Regions from separate parts of the Homo sapiens genome. Here region 2 is linked to region 1. A link is an interaction called in ENCODE POLR2A ChIA-PET data of the cell type or tissue named here. Cell type or tissue: IMR-90. All regions are shown on one strand.

Evidence for each region. ChIA-PET counts read pairs that join two places held together with the same protein. Peaks named below come from ENCODE experiments on the same cell type or tissue, not always from the same donor. Only the 100,000 strongest peaks of a DNase experiment are listed, where the experiment ranks them.
Region 2: POLR2A ChIA-PET joins it to region 1 with 10 read pairs; 2 of 35 experiments call an interaction of 5 or more read pairs at or near these places.

Annotation. Positions count from the first base shown.
Region 1 is chr3:179,024,458-179,032,457 of GRCh38, forward strand. ZMAT3 (zinc finger matrin-type 3) reads right to left here. Exons shown (of 6, transcript NM_022470.4): 3 at 6,423-6,542; 4 at 3,189-3,355; 5 at 2,966-3,066; 6 at 1-771. The coding sequence ends at 560. Among named protein-coding and RNA genes, the nearest start is that of ZMAT3, 43 kb to the right of the region's middle. In IMR-90, a CTCF peak has its summit at 3,317; DNase peaks (open chromatin) are centred at 2,344 and 3,234; H3K27ac peaks cover 952 bases.
Region 2 is chr3:177,095,491-177,103,490 of GRCh38, forward strand. It overlaps TBL1XR1 (TBL1X/Y related 1), which reads right to left. Exons shown (of 16, transcript NM_024665.7): 2 at 2,976-3,051. Among named protein-coding and RNA genes, the nearest start is that of TBL1XR1-AS1, 62 kb to the left of the region's middle. In IMR-90, no CTCF peak of the experiment used is centred here; no DNase peak of the experiment used is centred here.

The sequences.
Region 1 (8,000 bases):
TACAATTGCAAAAGAAAATGGCAGAAAAAAATGTCCCGGGAAAGACCTTAACAGTTTCTAATAATGTATTCTACTGACAATGCATTGAGGTGGCGGTTCTGGTTAAGCCCTGGGAAACTGAAATCTCTGCCAACCTATTTTTACTGTGATCTAAAAAGAATTCAGTACAATTCTTTAACAGTACATAAAACTAAAATTGCAAAAGAAAATGAAACTTTTAAATAGTCAAAGTTCTAAGCCGTCAGGCTACTAGTTGACCAGAACTTGAGCAAGATAAAAAGTTATTTCTGATGGGGTAGGTAGGTCACATGCTATGAGCGGCTCAACACCATTGACCCTGCAAAAGCGTTATGACCTAAGAAGCACGTTCTTCACACCCACCTCCCCCCGCCCCGCCCCCGGGCCCCCAGGTTTTGACATCTCATGGTACCACTGTGGGTTACATGTATTAACATTAAGCAGAGGAATGTACTCATATCAAAAAGACCACAAAGCAGGGCAAGTTGACAAAAGGCAAACAACAGGCAGGAAAAGCTGCTCTATCTTAATATGATAATCACTATACATATCCCAGATTCTCCATCTCATTCCTGTACCGCTGTTCAGACACCTTGCTCTTATGTTGCTTGCTCTCTAAATGCTGCCGGAATTCCATCTCTTCGCCAGCTCCAACATTACACATTGAGCAGTAAAACTGGCCACTTGGAGTAACACACATGGCCAGATCACGTGGAATTCTCTGCCGAGAGCGGGGATTGAAGTAAGGACCTGCTAAAGCAAGAGATAAAAATAATATATTCAAAATATTCATTAAGTGAATGACAACCTGACCAATTATCACTGTAATTTGTAATTCTAAGTTCAAATTATAAAATTCACAGATTCTTAGCTTTAAGTGAATGTGAAGTTAATGGATTTTTAAAATTACAATTTTACACAGGTTCGATCTAAAAAGATAAAATGATTCCTCCAACCATTGTCAGAAAAATTGCTGTAGAGCCAAACCCAAATTCCAAATGGCTGTGTCTCTAAAAAAGTGAATACGCTTTTAAAAATACTTTAATTTCCAAGCATTATATCAGAAGTCTTATGCTTATGCTAACCCTTTAATCCAAAAATTCTACTTGTAAGAATTATCCTAAGAAAATACTAAGAATTTTCACACTGAGATTTAATAGCAATATGTTTATCTCAGCAGTGATTATAAAAGCAAAAATTTAGGGGGAAGAAGAGATTCAAAAATAGGATTAAAGAAAGTATGGTAATGAATGCAATGGAAAACTATGCCATTGCTAAATATAATAATGCTATAGAAAACTCTTACGCTATTAAGTAAACTATGAATATCCCAAACTAGGATCCCATTTCTATTTTAAAGAAGTCATACATATGAAGAGACTAGAATGAAATCTGCAAAAGTGTTGGTGACATTACTGATCATTTCATTTTCTTCTTTTTACATTACTGACCTCATAAGCTGGACGCTTAGTTCGTTAACTTTATGCTTTTCACTTCCACTATAATAATATATAGGTAATACTTTTCTCAAAATACTGCTTTCACTGCATCCTACAAGTGTTAATATATTTTCATTACTGTTTCACTGTAGGAATTTTTAATTTCCAGTATAATTGTTTCTTTGAACCATGAGTTATTTAGAAGTGTTTTTAAATTGGAAAACAAATGGAAATTTTGTTTGCTTTTCTATTTTTGTTGTTGACATCTCATTTCATTGTACTCTGGTCAGAGAACATAATCTATCCTAAAATTTATTTTTCTGATATTAATACAGCTATCCCAGCTTCTTTCATTTCAGATGGATTTCTTTCATCCAATTTAACATTTTTTGGACTTTGGTAATTTTACATTTATTACAATTATTAATATATGTTTAGACTTTTCTTAATCATAATGAATTGTGCTTTTTTTTTTTTTTTTTTTTTTTTTGAGACAGAGTCTTGCTCTGTCACCCAGACTGGAATGCAGTGGTGTAATCTCAGCTCACTGTAGCCTCCACCTCCCAGGTTCAAGCGATTCTCCTGCCTCAGCCTCCCAAGTAGCTGGGATTACAGGCGTATGCCACCATGCCCAGCTAATTTTGTATTTTCAGTAGACACGGGGTTTCACCGTGTTGGCCAGGCTGGTCTCGAACTCCTGACCTCAGGTGATCCACCTACCTCAGCCTCCCAAAGTGCTGGGATTACACGCACGAGCCACAGGAGCCTGGCCTGAATTGTGCTTTCTATATGTCCTTTTTTTAGTAGGCTTCTCTGGCTTTTCAGTTAGCTCTGTTTTCTATTTGTTTCACTGTTCAAGTAAATGACCTCTGCTGGCATGTGCATGAATCAGAGGCTGAAGTAGAGGGGAGGGTGAGGGACTACTCAGCCCACTCTCCCTACTGAAGACAATCAGAAAATGCAGAATTTATTCCTATAAATCAGTGTTTGTGAACTAAATGTGTATATCAGAAGCATCAAGCAAGCATTTTCAAAACACACATATGTCTGGGTCCTACTCCAAATTTATTCATTGAAAATCTCTAAGTCATGGTTCAGGCATTTTGTAAAAGCTCCTTGGGTAATTCTGTTTCACTAGCCTGGTTAAAAAACACTGCTTTAGAATCTTTTCTTTAACATGGTACAACTTTAAACCAAGTAGCCCATTTTTATCATGTCTTTTACATTTCTCAGCTGGAAATATAAACAAACATAAGGGGACAAAGATAAGAGATCCTAAAACACAGACTATAGTGTAAAACCAAAATAAATAATATATTATTTACAACAATAAAGTAAATAAATGAGACCTGAAATACACACCAGCCTGAAAGGCCGCCACTAGACTAATTCAATAAAACACTGACTAACTCCAAATTCTCAGGGCTATCTATTATCATTAAAAGAAATAAAAACAAAGGAGACTAGGTACAGAATGTACCCAAGGTATGTGGAAACAGACAAGATACCTGAATTATTCTGTACTGTATACATATTTCTCCTGTTAGGCATCATCTTAAACTCATTCCCTTCTTTCCTGGCCCGCCGTTGACCCAGCTCTGAGGATTCCCTGGAGAAAAGAAGTTTAAAAAAGAGTGAGTCTTCTAAACAAGAATCCCTTTCTACTCTTTTTCTTTAAAGACAGTCAATCTCACATAACACTTTGGCCTCAGAGAAAATGGCAATACCTACGAGAATGAGTTACTCTGAGCTTCCGCCAGCCGCAGCCTCTTGGCATGATTCTTCCCTTGATAGTGAGCCTGAGCCACAGCTGGGGAACTGAAGGAGGCATCACAGAGCTTACAGTAATCATTCTCCGTGGCCAGGATCACTCGGCCTCCTGGCTTAAAGGAGCCCATCTGACATCAAAGACACAAGAAGAAACAAAGTTAAAAAAAATACAGAGTTTCCTCCTTCTCCTCAAAGGTCTTTCTAAGAGCTGAAAAACAACCAAAGGATATGGCATGACCACAAGCATTAAGCTTCATCAAGAAAATAATTCAATCCAGGAAAACAAAAAGGCTGGGAGATACTTAATCATGGTTTTGCATTATAATCACTTAGGTACCAAATTAGTGAATGGCTAGTTGCTGTCGCCACTGAAGACATTTTTTAAGAGTTTAAAAACCTTAGATTTAGGACAGTAAGTCATGGGTAAAATAGGTAAGGCCTAAAATCACATTACGGGAAACAGTAAAGTCTGCAGAATCCATCGATAAGCATTTAGTGACTGTTAACTCTTTATCAGGGTTGCTGTCTAGTCCAGGAGGGATACATAGTCATATATTTTTTTAAAAAGAGCCCCTGTCCACAAAGAGTCTACAAACTAGCTACAGATATAATCCGGAAAAAAATTAAAAATAAGTAGCAAATCCAGACAACTGTAGTCAGGTTGTGGAATAACATGTTAAAGAGAGCCTAACAGATTGCCCAGAAGATAGTAGGCATTCAGTAAGTATTAGGTTAACAAAAAAAATGACACACTAGGTTTTGGCCAGAAGAGAATAATATAGTACATGATAAAGATTCTGGAAACCACATATATCAGCAACAGTTGCAGAAAACAGCATCATTTCACTTGGAAGGGAAGTTTTTTCTGGGGTATGCTCTGAAGAAAGGCTTAGGCTGCCTGCCCGGGAGGGTGGAGCCCACTGAAAACAGCCCCCACTGGGGGTAGCTATTCAATTCTAGAGCAGCCTTCAGAAACCAGTGACAGGAAAACTATGCAGCTTGAAGATCTCTCTGGGTATCTTCTTGTTCTCTGATTTGGTTTTTTATATATCTCATTTTCCCCACAAATCCATGAGAAGGAAGAACAGCCAGAATTGCTACCCACACTTTTAAATACTAAAAACTAACACTCAGAAAAGTAAAATGATACAAACTGGTTAAAAGCAAAGGTCTAAGATCAAAAGAAATTCTTGGGCTGGACACGGTGGCTCATGCCTGTAGTCCCAGCACTTTGGGAGGCCGAGGCAGGTGGATCACCTGAGGTCAGGAGTTCAAGACCAGCCTGGCCAACATGACAAAACCCTGTCTCTACTAAAATAACAAAAATTAGCTGGGCATGGTGGCAGGCACCTGTAATCCCAGCTACTCAGGAGGCTGAGGCAAGAGAATTGCTTGAAACCCAGGAGGCGGAGGTTGCAGTGAGCCCAGCACACCATTGCACTCCAGCCTGGGCAACAAGAGCAAAACTCCATCTCAAAAAAAAAAAAAAAGAAAGAAATTCTTGCTCCACCACTTTACAAAACCTGTAACACCATGGAAAGTTACTTAGCTCATCTAAGCTTCTAATAAACTTCAGTGAGGCTGAAACTGCTGACCTATGGACACCAATTTGAGTAATATGGCCAATACCTCTAAGTCGCTGCAAGCATTAAATGACGTCAGGGCCTGGGACTAAAATGAAGCAAGTGAGACACTTGCCTTGGGCTCAGAATTTAATGGAGCATCAAAAAAAACTCAGCAATCAAGATTAATAATACTTTCATGGAATTTTTTTAATTACATTTTCTTTTTATTTTTTTGAGATAGTCTCGCTCTGTCACCCAGACTGGAATGCAGTGGCACAATCTTGGCTCACTGCAACCTCCACCTCCCGGGTTCAAGTGATTCTTGTGCCTCACCCTCCCAAGTACCTGAGACTACAGGCACACACCACCACACCCAGCTTAAAAAATTAAATTTAATGCAAAAAATTAAGGATGAATAAAATACCAAAATTTTACATTCAGAATCAGTAACAACACTGCCACACCAAGTCATATTGCAGCCTGGGGCAAAAGGAAAATCAGTAATACTTATTTTAAGTTTTTAATGTTTTGTTCACCACTATTTTAAATCAATTTTACATTTCTAAAATATTGTATTAAATATCTATCTTTATTACTGAGTTTTTTGGCTCCTTCTTAAATTTTATGCCCAAGTTTAGTGCATCCATCACCTCACCATAGTCCCAGCCCTGACTGAAACAACGTATGAAACATGCTCAGCACAGTGCCTGGCACGATATGTACTCTATTATAACTATTATTATTTATGACCACTGTATTGTTTTTATGGACATATAACACTTCAAAGACAGATTAAGAGTAGACTCCATGTTTCAGAGGCTACTAAGGTACAGGAATATCTTGCCTAAAGCACCTGTTCTATCTTCCAAAGAGCAGAAGAACTTGGTTTTCAAGTCTGTTTCATGATAGCAAGGTTCAAAACATGTTTACACAGGCTCTCTGAATAGAGGTAAGTAATAAGCAATCTCAAACACCTAATTTTGCAACTGGAAGGCAAAATCTGAAATAAATGGGATGAACTGCAATAAAGGAACACATGTTTGAAAATCTCTCTTTTCATTTTGGGGTTAGCCTAGACATTCAGGATCATTTAGCCCAGAATTTCTTTTTTTTTTTTTTTTTTGAGATGGAGTCTCGCACTGTTGCCCAGGCTGGAGTGCAGTGGTGCAATCTCAGCTCACTGCAAGCTCCGCCTCCCGGGTTCGCACCTTTCTCCTGCCTCAGCCTCCCGAGCAGCTGGGACTACAGGTGCCCGCCACCACGCCTGGCTAATTTTCTGTATTTTTAATTGGGACAGGGTTTCACCGTGTTAGCCATGATGGTCTCGATCTCTTGACCTCGTGATTCGCCCGTCTCGGCCTCCCAAAGTGCTGGGATTACAGGCATGAGTGACCGCACCTGGCCTATTTAGCCCAGAATTTTAAGAAATGTATAAAGACTCACGTAACAATAGCCTGCATTAAATCCAGCACTGTAGTTCAAGGAGTTAAAAGTACCAAGCAGCATCTTTCAGGATTATTTTCCCAACTGTACCCTAATGGACACATGGACGACAAATGTCATCTATAACCATTTGTGCATATTACAGCTTCCACCCTAATGCTGCTTCACCCTGACACACATGTCTCACCTGCGGAGGGACTGGAACAACTGGAGTAGCTGCAGGCTCGACCACATTGCTCATTCTAGCAGGAGGAGGACAGCTATTTGCTGCATAGTAATTTCGGAGTTTCTTACCATGATTTTTACCCTAGAAATAAAAATAAAATGAGTACAGCAGTCCACCCTTATCTGCAGTTTCAGCAATTTCAGTTAGCTATGGTCAACTGTGGTCCAAAAATATTAAGATATTTTGAGAGAGAGACCACATTCACATAATTTCCATGACAGTATATTTTTATAATTGTTCTTTTTTCTAATTAATTATTGTTGTTATTCTCTTACTAGCCCAATTTATAAATTAAACTTTCTCCTGGGTTATGTATGTACAGGAAAAAAAAAAAACGCATATAGAAGAGTTCAGAAATATCACGGTTTTAGGCTTCTACTAGAGGTCTTGATATCTCCTATGGATAAAAAAAAATGAAAACTGTAATCACCATGAGAAAGTGTGTCAAACTGAGTTAATCAATGTATTTACTTAATCACTTAAAAAAAAAAAGAAAAAAACACAATACTAACTACATTTTATTCCTTCACACATACACAACCCTGGGGGTAAACAGACTACTATAGTGCTAGATTTGATTGCTAGATCTTGAAGTAAAAGAGCCTACTCTTTGGCTCTAACAGAACAATTAAATTTTTCTGGGAAAGACAAGAGAACACAGCCAAAGGAAATTAATTTCCTGTATGTTTCTTAAAAAGTATCACATTGGCTGGGTGCGGTGGCTCATGCCTGTATCTCAGCACTTTGGGAGGCCAAGGAGGGTGGATGACCTGAGGTCAGGAGTTCGAGACCAGCCTGACCAACATGGTGAAACCCCATCTCTACTAAAAATACAAAAATTAGCTGAGCATGGTGGCACATGCCTGTAATCCCAGCTACTCGGGAGGCTGAGGCAGGAGAACCACTTTAACCTGGGAGGCGGAGGTTGCAGTGAGCGGAAATCACACCACTGCACTCCAGCCTGGGTGACAAAGTTAGATTCTGTCTCAAATAAAAAAAAAAAAAACTCTCCCTCTCCCTCCCCCTCCCCCTCCCCCTCCCCCTCCTCCTCCCCCTCCCCCTCCTCCTCCCCCTCCTCCTCCCCCTCCCCCTCCTCCTCCCCCTCCCCCTCCACACAGCCTCCCTCTGATGCTGATCCGAGGCTGGACTGCTTGCCGCCATCTCGGCTCACTGCAACCTCCCTGCCTGATTCTCCTGCCTCAGCCTGCCGAGTGCCTGCGATTGCAGGTGTGCGCCGCCACGCCTGACTGGTTTTCGTATTTTCTGGTGGAGACGGGGTTTCGCCGTGTTGGCCGGGCTGGTCTCCAGCTCCTGACCGCGAGTGATCTGCCAGCCTCGGCCTCCCGAGGTGCCGGGATTGCAGACAGAGTCTCGCTCACTCAGTGCTCAATGTTGCCCAGGCTGGACTGCAGTGGCGTGATCTCGGCTTGCTACAACCTCCACCTCCCAGCCGCCTGCCTTGGTCTCCCAAAGTGCCAACAGTGCAGCCTCTGCCCGGCCGCCACCCCGTCTAGGAAGTGAGGAGCGTCTCTGCCTGGC
Region 2 (8,000 bases), 1.9 Mb before region 1:
TTAGATTTTTTTTTTTTTTGAGATGGTGTCTCACTTGTCACCCAGACTGGAGTGCAGTGGCTTACTGCAACCTCTGCCTCCCAGGTTCAAGGGATTCTCTTGCCTCAGCCTCCCAAGTAGCTGAGATTACAGGTGTGCGCCACCACGCCTGGCTAATTTTTGTATTTTTAGTAGAGATGGGGTTTCACCATGTTGGCCAGGCTGGTCTCGAATTCCTGATCTCACAAGTGATCCGCCTGCCTCGGCCTCCCCAAAGTGCTGGGATTATAGGCATGAGGCACTGCACCCTGCCGTAAAGTGCAATTAGATTTAAAATTACTTGTGTCTAGGTAAAAGAAGAGTGAAGGCAAAAAAGGATGTTATGAATCCCTCATATTATTTTAACAAGAACAATGTTCAGTAAGGGGAAGAAAAATGTTTGAGGAGATGGATATCCCACTTATCCTAACTTGATCATTTTATATTTATACAAGTATCAAAATATCACATGTACCCTAAAATAAGTACAACTACTATATACCAACCTTTTAAATTTTAAGAGAAAAAAACACTGTTGAGGGTAGGTAGGGAGGTAGTAGAGGTAACTGTATATAATCCCACTAAGCACTCTGGCATTTTCAGAGAAAATAAATATGACATACTACACAGCACAGGTTCAACCCAGATTATTATTGCATTTCTGAGGGTCATGGGAAAACCATACCATTTTGAACCAATACCTACAAATTTACTAGCACATCTGTGCAAATATATAGAAATGGCTTCAGTGTCCTTAGCTAGACTGTAAGCAAGTTTGCTGTAATCTTGGTCTCCTTCATCTCTAACACACACTAACATACATACATACACACACACACACACACTTAAATTTCTGTGATCATGACATTAAAATGATTTCAGAGATTTTCAACAAAACTGACAAACATGTTTGGGATGATCTAATTTAAAATATAGTCTATGAGCGGTTATAAAAACAGTCTATATGAGTAACACATAAAAATTTTTCACTTAAGGATAGGCATTTGTAAGAGATAGGTAGCTTCATGACACCTGTATCTCAGATACCCAACTGGTTTGACTGCCAAGGGAGACGTGCCACAAATACTAAGGATCCGACAACAAAGAAGAGTAACAGGTTTCAAATGTGAACTTCATTTGAACAAAAACTTCATGTGAACAAAAAGCCAAGAGCAGATACTCCAAATACCAAAGTTGATTTACCATGAATCTGTTTCTTTCATGAGAAACTCTAGTACTCCCTGGGAAACAGCAGATCTAGTGGTTAATGAGTTGCCAGAGCAATCTAAAGACCCCAGCAAGTGCTTTATAAATTAACAAAAACCATGCCATCCTTTGTGCTAGGTAAAGCTTGGCTTGGGGGGTGGGGACATCTTATTTTCTTCAACATCTCCTATCAACCCGAGAGAGAAAAGAGAAAGGAGAGAGGAGGAGAGGAAAGGGAAGAGGGTGAGCAGGATGCAGAGGAGGAGAACAGGAAAAGGAGGAGGTCAACCTTTTTTCCCCAATAGGAATTCAGAAGAGTTTAAACAGAGAAAATCCTCCTATCAACATACTGAAAAAAATCCATCTCTAATAGGAATTATTTCTGGGAATATTTTCACAAATATCTTAACCACTTATTCTGGTTCTTAACTTTTAATAGTTTTTCTTTCAGACTGATACATCATTTCCCACCAAATTCTATAAACCTCAATCAGTTTTTATGCCTCCCTAATTTAGTAAAACTAAAATTGTTGGTAATGAACTACAGAAAATATTTATAAATGTAAGATGTTATTATTTGATTCTTTAAAAAAGTAAAAATTCATTTATCTTCTATTTATTTATCCCCAAAATACACAACAATATTATTTCGGTAAGAAATTTTTTTTAAGAGAGAATCACTCTGACTTCCAGTTAACAATGATAAGCACTTGACATACAGCTAGAATAAACCTTAGAAAGTCCAATTCCATCACCTAAGTTTTATAAGAGTACTGCCAAAAGTCAAAGATTCATAGTATATTCAGGAAATAAAGCAAATGCCAGCTCCCACAGAGTCCACTAGTCTTTCTGCTATATCACATGATTGCCATTTATATTCTACAGTGAAAGGCTTCTTAAAAATCTTTTTAAGTAGATAAGAATGACTCTCCTTAAAATGATTAATTATAACAGGTAGAATCCTAGCCATTTAAATGCACATAACTAAAAAATATTAGGATAAATGCAATACACAAAAACAATCTATTTCAGTGAAATTATGGACAAAAATAGAAGAGCAAAATGCCACTGTTGCATTTTTAACAAGAAAATACTATTCACAAAATTTAGTTCATTTGACAAAACACAAGACCATCACGATATAACAATATTTTTCATCCTGATGACCGTAGCTAAGACGTTTTTAAAACTACAGAACACAGAAATCCTCAGCTGGATGCGGTGGCTCACACCTGTAATCCCAGCACTTTGGGAAGCTCAGGTGGGCGGATCACCTGCGGTCAGGGGTTCGAGACCAGCCTGGCCAACATGGTGAAATCCTGTCTCTTACTAAAAATACAAAAAATTAGCTGGGCGTGGTGGCGCATGCCTGTAATCCCAGCTACCTGGGTGGCTGAGGCAGGACAATCGCTTTAACCTGGGAGGCGGAGGAGGTTGCAGTGAGCGGAGATCACGCCATTGCACTCCAGCCTGGCCAACAAGAACGAAACTCCGTCTCAAAAAAACATAAAAAGAAAAGAAAATAGAAATTTTCAAAAGTAGCAATTTTTCCTTTACAAAATATTCAAAAGTTATTTTTAAATACTTTAAACTACATATATTTAAAAAGAATAAAAAATTTAAAAAAAAAACACTTACTTAGCTTGGGAACACATGTATTTTGTCAAATTGTGAGAAACTTTCAAAATTCTCAAAAGATTCTAAAAACAAGAGAATAAGAAACACTGACATTGGGAGTTGGAGAGTCTTACCATTGGCAGTGCATTGATGTGGGGATGTGCAACTGAATATCCGGTCACCGCCAATCACAAGTTGCTGTTGTTGATGCTGAGGAAAAGGAAAGTAAAGTATTCAATGTGCCCTAAAACAAATTCAGTTTAAAAGATTTTCCATACCAAATGTTACATGTTTGAAATATTCTTTAAGGTCCCCACCAGTGAATTTCTTTCTCCCCCAAGTAATTGTTATCATAAACAACAGCAGCAACTTTTGAGTGCTTAATACTTGGCAAGTCTTTAGAACGTTCATAAGAGGTTGGCACAGTGAACAAAATGAGACTCAAAGAGATTCATCTGCACACAAGTGGTCTCACCACCAGGCAACTCAACTCATGTAAATATTATTGCATTACGGTCCAATTAGTATGTTCATAATCTATAATCATGGGCCACCAAGAATGGCATAAACTTGCATTCTATATTGTTTAATAATAAAGAGAAATATATCATTGGTTTAGAAACAATTTCAATCAAAACTTATTAACTCTGTTCTCTTTAAACTTTATAGGGCTTATCCAGTTTTCTCAATTGCTAAGTCAGGGCACCTTATATTCCACAAACCGTTTGTGTAAATATAAAAGTTAAACTTTGCAGCCAGGCGCGGTGGCTCACGCCTGTAATCCCAGCACTTTGGGAGGCCGAAGCAGGCGGATCACCTGAGGTCAGGAATTCGAGATCAGCCTGGCCAACATGGAGACACCCTGTCTCTACTAAAAATACAAAAATCAGCTGGGCGTGGTGGCGGGCACCTGTAATCCCAGCTACTTGGGAGGCTGAGGCAAGAGAATCCCTTGAACCCAGGAGGCAGAGGTTGCAGTGAGCCGAGACCGCACCACTGCACTCCAGCCTGGGGTACAACAGCGAGACTTTGTCTCAACAACAACAACAACAAAAAAGTTATACTTCACATACCATGTCAGAGGAGACTCTTAGTTGGAACACTGACCAGTACAGTTTCCACCACGGAGTACAGTTTTCTAAAGAGTAAAATCAAGCTGACACCACAGAAAGGAGTTTACTACTATATATGGGAGGTTTAGCTCCTACACCAATTAGGTGAAGTAAGAAGATAACTAAGTAAATGATGATTATGCCACATACACTATCCCACCAATCCCTGGTGCTTCAAAACAGGGCGTGGGCGTGAGCCCCCAAGGTTTGTTGCCTAGAGGCACTTATGAGCTACTCGGTAGGTCCTTTCTAGCACAGACTGAGGAAATGTTCTTTACACATCATGACTAGATACCACTAGGCTCTGTTTACCTCAAGGTCATTTGTTATGAATGTCAATTATTTCAGTATAAAGTTTTTGTCACTTTTTGAGCTAAAGTTATATAGGGCTACTTGTTATCTAAAAATCAATGGAGCATTTTTGTCACAAAACTTTTTGGCATACATGCATTCAATTTATTTATAAATAATTAACATGTACTACTAAATAATGTGTATTTTAAAACACATACAAGAAGTCAGGCACAGAGACTCATGCCTGTAATCCCAGCACTTCGGGAAGCCGAGGCGGGCCGCTTGAGCTCAGGAGTTCGAGACCAGCCTGGGCAGCATGGTGAAATCCCATCACTACCAAATATACAAAAAATCAGCCAGGCATGGTGGCGCATGGCTGTGGTCCTAGCTACTCGGGAGCCTGGGGCACGAGGGTCACTTGAGCCTGGGAGGCAGAGGTTGCAGTGAGCTGAGATGGCCATGCCACTGCATTTCAGTCTGTGTGATAGAGACTCTGTCTCAAACAAACAAGAAAAACTCCCAACATAAGTAAAAGATAGATAAATTATTTATTTACAGTGCTATAATATTTTTGTTCATAACATTCTACATTCTTAATGTCTTAATGATAGTTTTACATCATTAACTAGTATCTAAAGGTACAACTTAATTGTAGAGCAAAGCTCATCAACACCAACAGTGAATAATGTACTTTTTTTTTTTTTGAGACGGAGTCTCACTCTGTCACCCAGGCTGAAGTGCCATGGCACAATCTCAGCTCACTGCAACCTCCACCTCCTGAGTTCAAGTGGTTCTCCTGGTCTCAGCCTCCTGAGTAGCTGGCACTACAGGTACAAGCCACCACGCCTGGCCAATTTTGGTATTTTTAGTAGAGACGGGGTTTCACTATGTTGGCCAGACTGGTCTCGAACTCCTGACCTCAAGTGATCCACACGTCTCCAACTCCCAAAGTGCTGGGATTACAGGGGTGAGCCACTGTGCTGGGCCAAATAATCTACATTTCAAACATCTTTCTTGATAATCCCTAATTTTTTTCAGACATCTATAAAATGATTAGATAATAGCAAGTGAAGAGTTCGTTCTTGTAGTTTAAGTATTGGCTCTGCTATTTTCTTTTTCTTTGGTTTTTTTTTTCTTTGAGACGGAGTCTCGCTGTTGCCCAGGCTGGAGTGCAATGGCGCGACCTCAGCTCACCACAACCTCCACCTCCCAGGCTCAAGTGATTCTCCTGCCTCAGCCTCCCGAGTAACTGGGACTACCGGCACGCGCCACTACACCTGGCTAATTCTGTATTTTTTAGTAGAGACGGGGGTCTCTCCATGTTGGTCAGGCTGGTCCCGAACTCCCAACCTCGGGTGATCTGCCCGCCTCAGCCTCCCAAACTGCTGGGATTACAGGCGTGAGCCACCATGCCCAGCCATGACAATCGCTATTTTTTTTTCAGACATTTGTTAAATGATTAGATCATAGCAAGTGAAGAGTTCACTCTTGTAGTTTAAGTACTGGCTCCGCCATTGGCTTGTTTCTTAACTATTTTGGTTTTAGATGCAATTTTTTTTTTTTGCAAGATTAAGTCATGAGCCTGTTTTGGTGAGGCTTGGTTAAAACTGGGTAATAAAATCTACAAATCTATGTAATTAAACACAAGTGAATACATGCTGTGTTTTAATTGTGTCCCTCAAATTTCATGTGTTGGAGACTTAATCCCCAAATTCATATGTTGATGACATTTGGAGGTGGGGCCTTTGAGAGGAATTAGTATTAAGATAAAGTCATCAGGGTGTAGCCCCCATGATGGGACTGGCCACTTTATAAGAAGAGCAAAAGGGACCTGAGCTGACTCGCTCTTGCCTTCTTGCCATGTGATGCCCTCCAACATGTTATAAAGCAGTAAGAAGGCCCTTCCCACAGGCGGCCCCTCAAGCCTGGACTTTCTAGCCTCTGGAACTATAAGAAATCAATTTATTTTATTCATAAATTACCCAGTCTATGGTATTCTGTTATAACAACAGAAAATGGACTAAGACAAATAAACTTACAATACTAAGCTGAAATAATAGCAATTCCAGGAAACAGAACGAATGAATGAATGTATCACCGGTGCTTTGCGGAACCTCCACTTTTTCCTCCAAATAGCATTATGTACAATATGTTCTACATGACTCTCTTATACTAGAACCAAATGAGGGTACAAATTTGAACCCCTGTATTAACCATTAGAATTTTTTTTTTTACTTTGAAATGAACATAAATAAATGAACATAGAAACTAATAAGATATGGTACACATATAACACACAAACTTACATACATCTACCTTTATAGAATGCTAAATCAGATCATTCTTCCAGTTTCTTTTTCTAACTTTTCGGTCATCAGTGAGTCTCTCATCACCCTCATAGATGTATCTAATCTCAGTTTTCACTAATTACCTTTTCTCTACCTTTGTCTTCATTCATTCATTTAACTTTTCCTATTAATACTACAAGTCGTTAAGGAGAAAGACCACAATAGTGATTTAATAGTTGATGACATGGTTAAAAAGTATTTGATTCTAGGATTTGAAGGGTGAATAAATATGTGAAAAATGGTATACCAACTGCACCTGCAAATTAATCTGGAAAATTTCTAGAAACATACGCAGGACCATATTTTTTTATTTCTTAGATGTTTTCCTAGTCAACTCATTTACCTATGTCCTAGCCATCATGCAATGCATTTATAAAGCACACCACGTAATTAAAATAAACATCTGAATTTTAAAAGATATAGTGATATACTTTACAAAGGAATTACAAAACTTAAGGTGCATTTAAGATAGTCTGACAATGTATATTGAAACTATTGAAACTATTTGTATTAAAGGAATTCAAGTCCAAAACATGTGTGTCCCGTCTATCTGCATTTCTACTTTTACTCAACATTCTCTACTCTCACCACAGCAGATCACTGTGTGCAGTGTTATCTGCACTCTTTGGCTGCCCTGACATTCCTCATTCCTTACCAGAAATGTCCTTCTGACTACGGTTCTGCTCACAAATCTTCCTATCCCTCCTCCAAAGATCAGGCCCAATCAGCTTCCTCCATTAATTATCCACCCCACCATCCAGAGAGAGAAATGAGCCCCAGCTTAACATATCTCCCTTTCCACAACCGCATAGTGCCTTATTCTTCTATCATACCTCTCTGATCAAATTTCTAGAGACCCAGGACTGATTTAATCATCTTGCTGTTCCCTAACAGAACTAAGAATAATGCCTTGAACATACATGATTCTTAAGATATATATGCTGATAAAATGTTAGTGTCTAGATATAGAGAAATAGATATAAACATATTTGAAAATAAAATGCAGTAGACACTGAATTACTGAACAAATAAATCACACTGGGAAGGAAAAACTCACCAGTGGATTGTTACTTTGAAAATGCTTGAGAGAACCTGGTTATATACCAGTAACTTTAACACCACTTCCAGAAGGTGACCAATAAAGGTGGATCTTCCATCATTAACAAGAAACTCAAGAAGTACATGATCAATCACATTATTAGTGTAAAAACTATCACCTCCTTTGTGTACTACATAAACTAAATATATTTACTTCTTGTAATAAAATAAATGGCTGTAAGGTTTGTGTTTTGTCTCCAAACAAAAAGCTTTGCTTCCAAAAATGTATTTCAGAGCATTTTATCTAAAGTAAACGAAGTATTAATTTTAGATAAGGCTTACAGCATAGAAAGACACTGTTGACTTA